2 separate regions of the Mus musculus genome follow, and region 1 is linked to region 2. Evidence: chromatin loops called from intact Hi-C (ENCODE). Cell type or tissue: heart. All regions are shown on one strand.

What was found. A loop is a pair of places that touch in the nucleus more often than their neighbours do. Peaks named below come from ENCODE experiments on the same cell type or tissue, not always from the same donor. Only the 100,000 strongest peaks of a DNase experiment are listed, where the experiment ranks them.
Region 1: it touches region 2 in a loop (8-fold over the local background); 9 of 42 quality-filtered maps call a loop at or near these places.

The regions. Positions count from the first base shown.
Region 1 is chr8:90,345,645-90,353,644 of GRCm38, reverse strand. It overlaps Tox3 (TOX high mobility group box family member 3), which reads left to right and starts at 5,393. Exons shown (of 7, transcript NM_172913.3): 1 at 5,393-5,782. The coding sequence starts at 5,696. In heart, CTCF peaks have their summits at 3,304 and 5,638; a DNase peak (open chromatin) is centred at 5,174; H3K4me3 peaks cover 2,948 bases; H3K27ac peaks cover 2,464 bases; H3K27me3 peaks cover 1,265 bases.
Region 2 is chr8:90,654,286-90,662,285 of GRCm38, reverse strand. No RefSeq gene overlaps it. Among named protein-coding and RNA genes, the nearest start is that of Gm35850, 82 kb to the left of the region's middle. In heart, a CTCF peak has its summit at 4,385 (motif pointing right); no DNase peak of the experiment used is centred here.

The sequences.
Region 1 (8,000 bases), 310 kb after region 2:
TCCACTCTTGTGGAAGCCTCCTCACCAACCATCACTGCCTTTGTCTTTTTGAGGGGGAAAAAAAAACCCTTTTTCACTTGAACAAAATAAAAACTACGTAGGATTTGTTTCTGGAGTGTAATTATAAACTTCATTGTGTGTTCTTCCTGGTTTTGATGCTTATCTCCAAGAGTTCAGTGAGAAATAAATTGTTTTTATGAAAACAGAGAAACCATTTGATAAACACGCTGCCTCTGAAAATTGTTCCTGCAAAAGAGGTCATTCTTTCACTTCAGAAAAAAAAATAGAATATGTTTCAGCAAACAGGCAGGGCAGCAGCTTAGGATTTCTGTGAATGGATTTTTTTTTTTTAGGGTAGCTACACTGAAAATTGCACACCTCCTGATCGCATTAAGGGTATTGGCTTCTAAAATAGCTTCATTGAGGAACGACTCAGACCACAAGCAAAGACTTGATGCAGTTCTGCTCTTATTTCTAGGAATTAATTCTCAGTTTAGTACTTTTTGCTCCTAGGTTTTTGGGGTTGTTGATCCATAATTATAGTCTGTCAGAGCCTACCAGTGACTGTATTCTTAGTAAAGGTAACAGTGAATTGGAGAAGTGGTAGTTAGTTTTGGTGTACTCTTCCTGCATCTACTGTACAGAGACCAACATGAACAAAATCTGTCTTAGTAACGCAAGAAATAATCTCATGAACACAACTGAATACATATAATTATTACAAAGGGAAGGCTTACTTTGTTCCATCTGCTCATGTGTCTATATCTTTAGCTGAAGTAAAAATATAAAAATAATTTGCATTTCTAGACTAGAAGTTTTGATTTAGTAAAAACTGAAACAAAAAGTCGCCTGGCCTAGAGGTTTCTTTCAGGCCGTATTGTCCTGTATTTCCTGGTGGAACTCTTGCCCTTAGACAAGTTTTACTTGGGTGTTGTGCTAGTGACTTGTCACTTGGATGTCCCCTCACCACACCCCATGTTAGCCACTGTGAGAACGTTGGTCAGTCTGATTTTACTTGCATGTGATTCCAACTTTGAATGTGAAATGCTGATTCTCTGACAGGAAATTTAAACTTTGTGGCAATGTATGAAGAATTTAGACACTGCTTTATGACTGGAAGCCAAGTTCAGATACAAAACCAACCACCAACCACTTGCCCTTATAATACATTGGCTGTTACTATGGGAATAGAGGGGAAACTGGAGAAGCTCTGGCCTTGTTAATTTCCATTTGGAGCTGCTGCTAATTTGGCTACATTACATACTGCAAACAAGGATCACAATATTTGGATAGGTCTTTTCATCACCCGAACACAAGAGAACTAAGCCATATATAATATTTAATAGTATCTGTCTCATTTGGCTTACATGACTTTCAGAAATTCCTAAAAGTAAGATTTCTGGTTACAACATCCAGCAGGATTCAGTTTAATACACTCCTCTCTGGTTCTTGCTTAACCTGAGGCCACAGAAAGGAAGAAAAAAAAATGGAGAGCTCTGTTAAGATTTAAAGCAGCTTTCATATTTTGTAACATTTACTTATTTTTTTTCTCGTTAAAAATATTCATGGATGAATAGAGACACCAATCTGATAACAACTAATAGTAATGACTCAAGGAGTTTCTTTATGCTCAGAATTTATGTTTTGGCTTCCCATAGACTTCTATGGTCACTTTTTGAAAAGTATGTGTGTTTGTTCACATATGTGTATTTTCATGTGTGTTTGCATGTGGGGTGCAATGTCCATCTGTGTGGAGGGTAAACCTTGGGTGTCTCAGAAGGGTCATCTACCTTTTCTCTGGTAGGGTCTCTCATTGGACTGAGGCTTAGCAATTAGGTTAGACCAACTGGTTAGTAAGCCTCAAGACCTTGTCTCTACCTCCCCAGCTCTGTGGTTACAGGCTTGCCCAACTTTTCATGTGGGCTCTGGGGATTGAACTCAGGTCCTCCTGCTTGCCAGGTAAGTGCTTTGCCCACAGAACCACTCCCACTTAGGCCCTCTGCTGCCCTTCTTAATAAACATTAGCACTATTCAGCATACATTTAAATCACATTTAACATAATTTTTTTTGAAGAAACTTCTTCAGGTTTAAGGCTTGCCTAGTGATAGGAAGCCTTCGGTATGGGATTCAGAAAGGAAAGTCTGGATGATGTCACGTCACAAAGGTCCTCAATGCTTCAGAATCAACTCTAAAACTGTTTGCGCATGGGCCTTATTTATGTCCTCTGGAACTTCTAAAATGAGGTGCCACTACCAACACAATAGAGAGTTTAAAGCTACTCGGTTCTAAATGAAACAGTATAGCTTTGGTGCTCACCCCCACAAAATCCCAAAGACAAAAAGATGCCTAAGGTACAGTCCCCTCCAGGGAGATTATTCCAGTTAAAGGTCCTGTGTAGCCTTAAGTTCCCCCACACCCCCAGCCATGCTGCCTGCCAGGAATATTCCTATGTGAAAGCATTTAATCTTTCTCTCCCCCATCTTTCCCAGCTTCCTTCTGAACTTCCTCTTATCCACTGCAAAGGACGAACCAAGCAAGGTCTGCTGCTCTTGAGATACCAAGCATCTTGCTAGGTGCACCAAACCACCCCATCCCTTGAGTTTCCTTCAAAATATTCTGCAACTCAAAAACTGCAATAGCTGTAACATGACAGGACCTCCATTCAGATGGTTGGATGAGACAGAATCTCTCTCTCTCTCTTTCTCTCTCTCTCTCTCTCTCTCTCTCTCTCTCTCTCTCTCTCTCTCTCTCTCTCCCTCCCTCCCTCCCTCCCTCCCTCCCTCTCTCTCCCTATCCCTCTCCCCTCCCCTCTCTGTGTGTGTACATTTCTGCAGTACAACACATAGTCCCTTCTAAAAACTTTCATGAGTCATGTTGGTGTTTCCTTTCTTATACACAAGTGTATAAACAGTGGCTGGCATATACTGGGTGCTCAAAGACAACTGGTTGAATGTGTGGTGACAGAGTGGAAAGATCACTTGCACAGACTTCCCAAAGGACCAGTGACTTCTCACTCTGATGCCCCAAGCACATGTCTGGTCTCACAGTCCCATTCACCCCTCCCCCAATACTCACACTTTTGCTTACATCGCACTCTAAACTAAAGCGCAGACTTGTGAGTGTAGTCTCCTCTCAAAGGCTTCTGCGTGACAGGCAGAGGCTGTATAGGGAAAAGCAAAAAATCTAAAATAGTGGCCAAGAGTGGTATGGGGTGTGAGCAGGCATTCCTAAACCCAGAGAGTCTAGGGGCAAGGCTCTCACAGTTTCTATGAGTGCAACCCACTAGCTCCTGTAATTCCAGCTTCTGCAGCTAGTGGGATTTCTGCAGCAGAGTATTTATGTGCCAGATTCAGGAGGTCTGATTACAACTTCAGGTTCTCCCTCGGCAACTTTGTTTATACTTTACTTCATCCTCTGTAATCAAGCTCAGATTGCTTGAGATGCAAGGCAGATAGACTGTAAGGTGAGGGAGAGATAGGAGTGTGCAGAGAGAAAAGCTCATCTGCCCGGCCTTTGATGCTTGCTCCCTTTAAGGGTTACCCGGTAGGAATATTCTTTTCTGGTACCCTGGGCCAGCGGTTTCTTCTCTCCCTTGGTCAGACCCTGCACTTTGCCACTATTGTTAGATACTCATAGTGAAACTTAAAAGATGTTCTCTTTCGGGACAACAGGTGGCCACTGCAACCTCTAGTTCTGATTGGTGGAAAGGCCACAGGCGCCCAGTGGCCCAGAGAAAGGGCCTCCACTTCACCGTTTCAAGAACTTACTCAATGGGGTGTTGTCCTGATAACATCTCAGCACACTGCCAATTTGTGCAACCCGCTGGGCCATTAGGGAGCGCCGCTGGGTTGTCAACAGTAAATGGAGACTCAGGAGAGGGGACCAAAGCCTCTTCAGGAGGGGGGAATTAAGAGTCAACCCAGTGACAATGTGGGGAGTTGTTCCTTCTCTGAATACACAGGGCTCTCTTAGGCAGTCCCCTGACAAGTTTCTGCTAAGAACACACACACACACACACACACACACACACACACACACACACACACACACACACACACACACATTTCCACCTAATTGAAGTTTATTTTTCTTGCTTGGTTCCTGAAGTATAGTATTGAGTGAAGGAAGGTACACATAGGTGTTGCAAGCTGGAGAACACTTAGAAATCCGTGCATGTCTGGAAAAGTTCAGGTCCCAGACCAGCGAAGTGATCCAGGCCCCACACCTTTAGAGACTGTCAGTTGAAATAGTTTAACATCTTTCCCTTCTAGTTCAAAGTAGTTCGCAGATAACTGAACCGAGAAAGGGAGATCTCACAGCTCAGCCAACATTTTCTAGCGCCAAGGCTGAAGGCCAAACTTTCAAATTAACTCAGAGCAATAAAGCCAAGGGTGGTGGTGATGGTGGGGGTATGGGGGCGGAGGGTGGGGGGAGAGAAATGTAGATTAAAAGAAAGAGAAAGAAATAAGAGGGTGGGTGGGTGCAGCGTGGGGAAGTTAATCACCCAGAACCTTTTAGGAAAAGAGGGACATTTTCTCTAGGAGAGCAGCGAGTGATCCGCCTAGATCCAGTTACTCAAATGCCTTTCGAAAACAAACAAGAGTAAAGAAAATACAAAGAGACCGGACTTGAGGCTTAACCTGGGAAGCTTCAAGTCTGCTTACTTGTGAAAGGTCAGGCCCTAACACCCCTCTGGTAAAGACCACAGGTGTACATGGGGTTCCGGCTCCTGGCTCAGGAGCCACCTGCACAGGTTAGTTTCTGGGCTGAGTCTATACCGGGGATATCCAAGTAGAAGAGTAAGTAGGGTAGAGGGATTGGGAAACAGGTCCCCCACCAGCAAGAACTGGGACGAGGTGGTAGGGGCAGAAGAGAGGGCTGGGTGAGAAGTGGACGGTTTTGGGATGCTGGGGCCAAGGGAAGCGAGGGTCGCACGGGAGAAGAGTGGGACTCGAGGAGGGACGGTGCTGGCAGCAGCGGGGAGGCCGAGGGAGGCCCGGGAGCGGGGAGAGCGGTGAGGCCGCGGGGACAAAGAGGACCGGGGAGGGAAGGGGTGGGACGGTGAGAGGCCGGGAGAGGAGCGCGCGGTGGCCGGGGCTGCACGGGGCGCGGGGCGGGGCGCGAGCCCGGAGGCGGTCGGCGGCGGAGCGCACCGGCGGGGCGGGCGGCGCGCCAGCTGCCCGCGGTGGGAGGGGCGGAGCGGCAGCGGCGCGGGGAGGGGACCGGCGGCGGCAGGAGGGGGAGCGGCAGGGGAGGGGCCGGGCCCCTTGTCTCCGCGGCTCCTCGGCTCAGTCCGCCCGGGGAGGAGGAGCGGGGCCAGCCGCCGCCGCTGCCGCCGCCGCCGTCCCAGCTTCGCCGCGCACCTGAGCTCGCCGGCCGTCCCGGGCCCACGCGCTGCGCCCCGCGCCCCGGGCGCCCGGCCCGCGCGCAGCCAGCTTCGGTGTCCCGGTGGGGCGCGTCCCTCGGGCCGCCTCCCGCTCTCCCGCGGCTCGCGTGGCCGCGCCTTTGTGTGCTGCAGCCGCAGCTCCCGGGCTCGTCGGCGGCCCCCGCGCGACGCCCCTACAGTCCCACGGCCCGTGCGCTGTCCCCGGGCGCCCCCGGCCGGGCGTCCTCGACGGTGGATCGTACGGCCGCGAGGAGGCGGGTAGCGGCCCCGGCGAGTTCCAGCCCCGGCCCCCAGCCCCCGGCCCCGGCATGGATGTGAGGTTCTACCCCGCGGCGGCCGGGGACCCAGCCGGCCTGGACTTCGCGCAGTGCCTGGGGTACTACGGCTACAGCAAGGTGACCGGGCCGGGGGCGGGGGCCACCTCTCCATCCCGGGCGCGTCCCTCGTCCCGCCTAGCCTGCTGCACTTTCTTTCTGATCTTTCCTTCCCACCCGCTGGCTTCTCGGTGCGCCTTAGTCTCCGACCAACTCTTTTCGTCTTCTCTTTACGTGCCCTTTCTACCCACCTTTTTGTCCCTCTGCTGGCGCTCCCTCTGCCCTCCTGGTCCCCTCCCCCGCTCCCCCTAAAAGCTGTGTGAAGCGCAGTCCCGGGACTGAGCCGAGACTGGCGTGTGATTCTTTGTTGATGTTATTAGTAAACTCGATTGCAACACCCCTACTATGTGTGCATGGGGGTGGGGGGACACGCTACGTAGGGGGTCCCCGATCTCGTGGGCCAGAGATTCCATACCTTCGCAGCCCATCTCACCTCACCCACCCAGTCAGGAGCTGGTCCCCGGGAGCTTGGAGAAGATGAACAAACTTTATAGAGTGTGGCTGGGTCTGGGGTCTGGATCTGGGAAGCCTGAAGTTGCAGGATCCCAGCAGGTGCCTCTTACTTCCCCTGCTCTAGGGCGCTTTGGTCTACTAGACCAAGATGCTCGCCTCTTCCGAGTTAAGGCAGTGGGCTTTCGTATTTTATTTTATTTTGCGGAGGAGGGCGGGTTAAGTTTTTTTTCTTTCATGGAGATCAGAGTTGCAGCTCCACATCATGCCTCAGGGTCACCCCATCTTCCTCACCTCTTGCCGCACAAACTTACAGGAGTAAGCGATTCAGGTGGTCATAGGTGGACCTTGGACGCAGTCAGTGGGCTTCCCGGATCCGGTTGTCTACCTTGCCTACTGCTCCCACCACAGAGCTTTGCGACATAACCCTGAGGGCGATATTCAGAGAAAGAGTCCTGCGCCTTTTGATTGTGTGTGTGTGTGTTGTGTGTGTGTGTGTGTGTGTGTGTGTGTTTCCCCTTCCCCCTGCTCCTCCCTCCTCTCCGACTTTTCTTTCAAATCCTAGTTTGTTTATGATTGCTTGGATAACGGAGGAGGAAATACAGAGGCAGCCAAAAGAAAGGTGCAATACAAAACTAATGAATAAATAACAGGAAGAGGAGGGATTGTATCTAGCGCCGGGATAGTTGACTGTGCCCCTGGCTGATGGAGGTCTGTTCTTCATTGTTTATTCTCTTTTCCCAACTCCAGTGCTAAAGTTTGCAAAGACCACTGCAGTCTCACTGCCTCACTTCCCTGTCGTGGTGGGCAGCCCTGGGCCAGGCACCCAGGACCCTTCCAGTAACTCTAGGATGGAGGGGTGTTTTTAGTCCAGTGGTGATAGTGACCATTCACACTCTTCCAAAGCTGGGAGGAATGCCTTAAGCATCGAAAGGAAGGCTAGCAAAGGCCGAAGGCTGTATGTAGCCCGAGTAAAGGATCGGTTTCTGTCGTCTGATTTTGGATTTACTCAGGTTATTAAATGCTTTAAAAAGTCCCCCATGTATGCTCAGTCAGGGACTTAGGCAGCCTAATTAAGTATGTAGTGTTTCTGAGAATCCGCCTAATTGTTCCAGTGGGGTATTACTTATCTCCTCAGAGCTGAGCCTGTGTACGCAGCCCTTCTGTAAACTGGGCATGCTCTTATTTTTGGAAACCATTACCTTGTCTAATGTAACTACTTCTTTCTCTGATTTAAGATCCGCAACACTCGAATGGCATCCAAATAGAAACCTATTGTATTAAGCCAGCCTCTGCCATGCATGGCAAATCTCTGTTCACTGGGATCCCAAGGGTTTCAAGGGTCTGAGGAAATTGTGAGTGGTGTGTGTGTGTGTGTGTGTGTGTGTGTGTGTGTGTGTGTGTGTGTGTGTGTGTATCTCCTTTCATTTTCTGAGAAGGTTTATTTTTGAGTCAATTTAAACTCAGAAACTTATTTCAGGGAAGGTCTATAAAGCTTGAAACCAGACAGTGTTTGTCTAGATGCCCGGTCAACTTTGGCAGTGGGGAGAAGCAAGATCATTTGGAGTCTCCTTCTGAATCCTGTGATGGCCCTGAAATAACTTGCTTTAATAATTCAGCAGTCTGATGGTAGGTAGGAAGGTCTGTGGGGACCCAACTTGTAAAACTTGGAACCAGCACTTAGCATTAGGAGGGGTCAAATTGTCCTCATTGTAAGGTGTGTTTGCCTTTGCTTGTTTACAGGTAAAAATGGAAGTACCTTTAGACTGAGCCATAACACAAATATAGT
Region 2 (8,000 bases):
GGAGGTGGAGACTTGCCAGAGGAAGTACAACCCTGGGGATGGCCTTGAGTATTTAGTCTAGCTGCATTTTCTGCTTGAGGCAGAAGGTGTGAGTGCTCAGCTTTCTGCTCCTGCATCTATGCCTGCTGCCTTGCCTCCTCACTATGACGGGGTTCTGACTTCCTGGAACCATAAGCTAAAATAAAGCCTCATTCTTCTGGAAGTTGCTTTGGTTATCGTATTTTATCACAACAGACAGGTAAGTAACACAGAAGGTTCAGTTTTGGAAGTCTAAGATCTGGGCAACAGGCATTTCAGAAAGGGAACCAGTTTCTGAAAACGGAAGGGCAGGTCCACAGAAGGTGAAAACTCCCATTTCCTGGTACAGTGATGGTGACTACACCAGGCCTGCAGATCTCAGCACCATGGGGAGAATTGAGAGTGAGGGGACCTGGAAGCAGAATGGTTTCAAGCTTTCCCACAACCATGGGAGATATGGGATGATACTAGAGGAATATCTTCAAGGCTGAAAGATAAATGATTACTGCTTAGATGAGTATGCACAGGCAAACTATCAATCAAATAAAGGGATGGACAAGCATTGTAATTTATAATAAGCAGAGATGCTTAGAAATATCCCTATTGGGCTGGGCGGTAGTGGCACACGCCTTTAATCCCAGAACTTGGGAGGCAGAGGCAGGCAGATTTCAGAGTTTGAGGCCAGCCTGGTCTACAGAGTGAGTTCCAGGATAGCCAGGGCTACCCAGAGAAATCCTGTCTCGAAAAAAAATGTCCCTATCAGCTATTTTAGGTATATGCCCCCAAATACCTAAATAAGGGAGCTTCCTCTCTTTGGTCTGGGTCCAATTTAATTTCTTTTTACTATAAGGAAGTATTTGGATGCCTATATGATAAACTTGTCCAAAGTTTTCATTGTTATTGTTTTGCCATCCTCAAAAATCTTTTTTTTTTTTTGCCTCAAACAATATTAAAAAAATTTGTGTCCAGTACTAGCAAAGGAAATATGAAAGTTGAATAAAGATGTTTTAGGTTAAAAAAAATCCATTCCCTGGAAGCTACTGAAGGATGTCTTCTATTCCAGAAAAGAGGGAAGAATTTGACAAGGAAGAAGAAAGAAGTTCCAGGAAAGAAGAGACCCAATTCAAGGGAGAAGAAATCCAATCCAATCCAGTACCTACCAGAACCTTCCAGGGGATTTTTTTTCAAGAATAGGAGCTTGTTAGATAGTCTTAAAAAGAGATTTAGAAAAAAGGCAGGAAGTTTCAAGTTGCATGAGCGGTAAGTTCCCAGGAGGGGGAAAACAACAGTAACATCATTATCATCATCATTATCAACAACAACAGCAACAGCAACAGCAACAGCAACAGCAACAACAACAACAAACCGACCAAAAAACTCCAAACCCCTTAACTAAAAAACAAAAACAACACCCTCCCCTACCCCCCCCCCCCGCAAGACTATTGTCTCTAGGGAAACGTGAGAAAGAAAACAACCGTTATTAACTTACTCATGACTGTACAGTTAAAATGTTTATTGATCTGATAAAACAAAAATGGTTTTATTGAGAAGAGTGTGTGTGAATAAGAGTATTCATGAAGCTAAGGGATGGAAGAGAAGTTTAGTTATCACCGGAAGTGGAGGAGGGCAACAATGCGGTATAAAAGGCAAGACTGGGAACTTCATAACACGTATGCTGTTCATGGTTACTGGGGTGATGGACATGGGGGCAAAGGGTGACAGGTGCTGAGTGTCATGTAATCTTCTATGACTCCTTGACTCTTTAAATATATGCCTTTATATATTTGATAATCATAAAATTAAAGATAGCTTTGTAGAGTATCTGTTGTGTCATGAGGACCTCACAATAAGTTTTTATCATTATTTTTCTTATTCCTAGTGTGCTGAAATGGGCCAGGTGTGAAAGGGAGAATTTTCTTTAAACTTTTGAATTTAAATACTTTAAAATTTTTCTTTAAAAACCATCATCATCACCACCACCACCACCATCATCATCATCGTGATGGACATCCAGGTGCTACAGCCTGAGTATGGAGGTCAGGAGGAAACAACGTTCAAGAGTTGCTTTCCTCTCCATCCTCTATGGGATCCTGCCATCAAATTTAGGTTGTCAGGCTTTAGTGGTATCTTACGGGCCCAGGAGAACGTTTCTGGATGTAAAACAACTCAAGCTGTTAGCTCAAACCCATTTTCTGTATGATGATCTGACTGTTGAACTTCAGTGCAGAGGTGGAGGCCTATGCCCTCTTTAGAATTTAGGAGGATGAAGCCAAGTCTTCTACAACAGATGTCCTCAGTGTGTTTGGGATGCCACACTTCATTTCTTATGACTCTGTTTACCCTTCATACCACTGTGTCAGAACAGCCCAAGAGCGGAGTCATGTGAGAAATCTGACTGCTAGTGAGAAAACTCCAGCAAAACAAGACGAGAGTCTTGTGACCTCGGTTTCTTCAAAACACAAAATTGTTCTTGAAATGTGTTTTTGTGCTCTTCCCAGGTGCAGTGGATAGGAGTGAAGTTACCTCATGTGCTGTCACTCATGTTCCTCAGGGGAAAACATGCTTTTGCCATGTGAGGCATTGTCCTTGTGATTGGACACTTCACTCAGGTGACTCTTCTTAACCCTCAGCATATAAATTGTCCGATGCTCTGAATAAAGTTGAATAGTTGAATCTTGGATGCGACTTTATTTTGCTTCATTTTTAGGTCCTGCTCTCCCAGGTTCATGACACCAGCTAGGTGGGTAAACGGCATTGATGCTGTGGTTATCTTCACTGGGAGGTTGGGGAAGGGTCTTGGAAGGGTTAACATTGTTCCCCATCACACAGTAAGGGAGAAGTAAGACTGGGAGTGGAGCCCAGCTTTGAAAGCCTAAGGCCATGCTAGCTCCTCTGCTCCTCCCTCCTCCTCTCCACCCCCAGCAGCAGAGAGTTCACAGGCACAATCCGGAATGACAGCCTCACAATGGAATCATGCAGAAAGTCCGGATGTGTGGAGGACTGGCAGGGTCCAGCTACATCTGTGTGTTCCTGCCAGTGAACAGACCCTTGGGCTGGTGCCCTGGTTACAGACCAGGGGGCTGTCCTTTTGTTCTTGGGTCTGCAGAGCCTCTACTCTCAACAGTTTAGCACCATAGAGCCAACACACTATTGTTTAATCTCACGGATCTCTCCTGACAGGACAATTTGTTCTCTCTTCACCCTGGAGAGATGGGTGAAGGCTAAATGTAAACAGAATCTTCGTCCTACTCAAAACAAAGTCAGAGCTTTGACTTTGAGCTAAAGATGTCACAGGCCACGGAAGGAAGTAAGACTCTGAAAACCACTGAGATTTCTGCCTTACCTTTGTACAGCTGGCCATACTTTTTTCTTTTTTTTTTTAACTTCACTTCTGTCCAGGTGATTTGGAGCCTACAATGACTGGGAGATTTAGGGGTCCCTGGTGCTACACAAATCTAGATGTCTATTGCATTTATGTTTTGTGTATATTGTATGTTGTTACTGTTTATTTGTCTGAGATAAGAGTCCTGCTACGCAGTCCAAGTTGGGCCCCAGACTCACAATCCTCCTGCCTCAGCATCCTTTCCAGCTTCCTTCTGAGCTTCTATGCGTGTAGCACTCTACCTGCATTTTAAAGGCATATTATAGAAATCGTGGCATGTGCACCAGTCAGGATAAACTTGGAAAGGAGATGGTACCTTGATAAAGGTTGTCAGTGTGCATTTTTGCTGTCTGAACTTGTTTTGTTTTAACCAAGGTGGGTGTAGCAGGAAGGGAACTCTGGGAGAATGGTGAAGTACTTCAAGCCAGCAACAGTGAGGAGCTCTAACCACCATATGCTTAAAGGGCACCAGACCTTCAAGAGAAAGTTATATAGAACAGCTGTCTGGAGTTGCTGAGATTATGGGCAGTGGTGGTGGCAGGGGAAAGGGGAGACAGTACCTTCCAAATGTACTGGAAGGATGGAGCCTGGGAATAAACATTTTCCTATACCTCCTCCTCCATCACCAGCCAGTGCCTCCCCTTGGGTAAACCTGACTAGAGGGCAGAAGGCCAAGGGATACATAATAAAGTCCTATAGGTTGGCTCCCCTGGACAAGGAAGAGGGTGGAGACAGATGGAGGGTAGGTTTGGTGAAGCCAGAAAGAGACACTTAAATTCGGGTTCACCTGTGGCTCCAACTTGTCTGTTCTGGTGTAGGCCCTCTGTCCTGCTTCCTTTGTATGCCTTTGTCACCTTTAGATCCAGTCCTGCAAACGGTGCCAGCTCTTCTCAAGGATATGAGCACTCTCAGCGAGTATATTTTTATTGTGAAGACATCTGCACCTTCTTGCCAGCCAAAAACAACATATGGAAGCGTTTCCCACATTTTCACCAGGGGGCACTCACTCCTTTCCCATGGATAGCTAGAAAGGCTTTTTTTTTTTTTTTTTTTTTTTTGCAAGTATTTGCTAGCCAAAATAGAATCCTTTTCTGTGGGCACAGCGACTGTTGGAACAGCTCTGTCCTAAAGTGATTTCTATGTAGCTAAACACTGTTTCTGTTTGAAAGACGACTGGACCCTGGGACGATTTCTTGGTAAATGTTTAGGGCCCAGCTTGCACACTGCCGGGAAAGTGTTTGGGTCTAAATGCTGTCTTATTCTGCCATTAAAATGAACAAAGCCAGAAAGACTTTGAAAAGATAATCGGCATGCCTAATTTGTAGGTGCTTAAAAAAAAAAAAAAAGCAAAAAAACCTAGCTGAAGGCCAACCAATCAAAGCTGGTTTTGAAAAACCTCTCTGTAGGGATTGTCTTGTACCCATCCCCATGATTCATCCTCATGGATAAGTAGAGGGTCCTGGGGGAAAGGTGTTTTCTCAAGTATAAATTCTTCCAAATGGAAAGACATTTGTTTGCTATCATATCAATCTATTAGCTGTGAGAGTGACACATGCTTTGTCAAAGGATCCGTGCAGTCAGCCAAGCAATATAGCTATGTACGAGGAACGGGCAGAGGGAAGGGGGAGGAGGGGCTTGCTTCTGTTAAAAATGAATCATGGATGAGACCGGGTAAAGACAAATATGGATCTCTGATCCCTTTTAAACGAGCATTGTCTTATACCTGCAGGGAAATACAAAGACTTATTCAAATGTACAGAGTGGAGAATGGTGGGAAAATTGGTTTCTCTTATCCTATTGGAGGCTTGGCATGGAAGGTATTTGATCTGTCAAAGAGTCAACCAGTCAGTCAGTCATCAAAGGGTAGATTAAAACTGGCTTGTGCCCATGAGCGGAGTTTGTCCTTAAGTCTGGAGTCTGTATGGTATGATGGAGAAGAACAAAAGTTTTGGCATAAAGTCAATCTGGATTCAAATCTTGGCTCTGTCACTTATCTACAATCTCGGGGAAATTCAGTTAACCTCTTGAGCCTTTCTGACATATAAATGGGGGAAATTATATGATCTACTTAATGGACTCAGGGAAGATTAAGGCAGGAACCCAAGCAAAGTTTCTGTTGCATAACAATGAGTAGTGGTAGGTATCATCATGATCTTAATAACAAATCAACCCCATTCCGAGTACTTACTGTCGTTCTATAACAAGGAAACAATCACATGGGTCGAAGTAATTTATTACTTGGCTTTTTTCCCCCTTCAATTAACTTTAGTAGCCAACTATGGTACTGCTAATTAGTTATTTAAAAAACAACAGCTGTTTGAGTGAGTTTACTGTCATAAAAACACAGGATCTTAGAGCTAGGGAGACTAACAGATTCATTTCATCCAAACCTCTTTTAACATGAAGGGAATCCTTTAAAAAAAATCTTTAAAATAAAGCCAACCTATCTGCATAGCCATAAATAGAAAGTGTGGCCAAGACCCACAGTACCTTCCTGGATGAGGACAAAGCTGTGTTTTACTCGATAGCCCTTCCTCGGAAATCAGTGCTTCCCGACGATCAAGGGGTGTTATCTCTTTATTTTCTGTATTCCAGCTACTGTAAGTTTATTTTCATTACTTCCTGTTGCTTTCTGAAACATGTTAGAGAATCTTCTAATCGAGCTTGCAATGAGAAATTAAAAATAGTATCCAGAGTGGTGGATAGAGTGCAATCCTTATCAAAATACCAAGGGGACTACTTCCAGAAATAAACATGCTAAATGCGCACGTGTATGAACACACACACACACACACACACACACACACACACACACACACACACACACACACATACACACTCCAGTCAACCAAAGCAATACTGAGAAGGAAAAGTGAAATTGGATGCATCCCACTTCCTGACTTAGAATTATATCACCAAGTTATACTACTTAAAATAACACGGTACTTGGTCTACCCAATCTTAAGATACATTCCAGTCCATAGTAATTATTAAAAACATCATGGTTCTACCACAAAAATAGACATGTAAATTAGTGTAATAGAACAGAGGGCGCAGATATAAGTCTACACAGTTATAGTCAGTTGATTTTGTACAAAGACGACAAAAAGTGCACACTGGAGAAAAGACAGCTTCTTTAGCAAGTGACTCTGGGTAAAGTGTATGTGTAGCATGTAGAACAATTAAGCTAGATCCTTATCTCTCACCCTGTACAAAAATCAATTCCAAGTGCATTGAAGACCTTAATGTAAAACCCCAGACGCTGAATACCGGTAGAGGGAAAGGTAAGGACTATGTTACAAGAGGTTGGCATAGGTATGGACTTTCTAAATAGAAACCTGGTTGCCCAGAACATAAGGTCAACAATTGACAATTGGGCTTCATAGATTAAAAAAATACTTCTGTACAGCAAAGGAAACAGTTGTATGAAAAGGTAACCTATGAAGGGGGAGGAAAATCCCAGCCAGTTATATATCTGACAGAGGATTGATGTTTAGAGTATGTAAAAAACCCAGAAAACTAAACCCAAGCAATAAATGCCCAATTAAAACAAAAAACAAAAAACTTTGGAACCAAATACAACGTTCTCAAAAATGGCTGGGAAGTAATTTTAAAAGTGTTCAAAATACCATTATTCATCATGCAAATGCAAATTAAAACTATTTTTGAAAGCACCCCAATTAGAATGGTTATCACTATCATCTTGAAAATAGCTGCCAATAAATTCTAGTATTGATGTGGGAAAAGGGGGGAGTTCTTACACACTTCTGGGGGGACTGTAAACTGCTACAGCCACTGTGGAAATCAGTGTGGACATTGCTCAAAAAGCTATAGAGCGACAATGTGACCCGGCTACATCACTCTTGGGCAGATAGCCAAGGAGTCTGTTCCACTACAGACACACTTTTTTTTATCCATGTTCATTGTTGCATATTCACAATAGCTGGGAGGTTGAATTAGCCTGGATATCAGTCAACTGATTCATCAGTTGAGAAAATGAAATTATATTCAGTTGTAAGAAAATGTAATTATGAAAATTCCAGGTAAATGAGTGGAGTTGCAAAACACACTGAGGTGACCCAGGCCTGGAAAGACACACAGTGCACGTTCTCTCTCGTTCATGGATCCTAGTTTTGAATTTTTACATTTATATGTTAAATTCAGAGTATTTGTTGAAGCAGTGAAACCAAAAAAAGGAGGGGAAGCTTGCAGTGTGGATGCTAGGAAAGTAGAGAGGGGATATGGTGGGAGCCAGAAGGTTTAAGCAGAGATGGGGTGGATTTTAAAAAGTGATTGAAAGGAGGGAGCCGACAAGGTCGACTAGTGCTGCATCTAGAAGCCATGGTCTGTAAAACAAAAGCCCAGTGCCGAGAGTGGGATACTTCTCCTGCCGGTTGGCCCCGGAGTCATCAGAAGTCCCCCAAACAATGTTCGATTTGGTCATTCCTCTTGGTTGTCCATAGAACTAGGTGATAAGACCCTATTGCTGAAGGTATTACACACGTTGGTTGCAGGATATAGAGAAACCAAGCTGGAACTGGAACTGAGTTGAAAGTTGAAAGTTTCCTCCCCATTTACGAGTTTCTACGGTGCCAGAAGG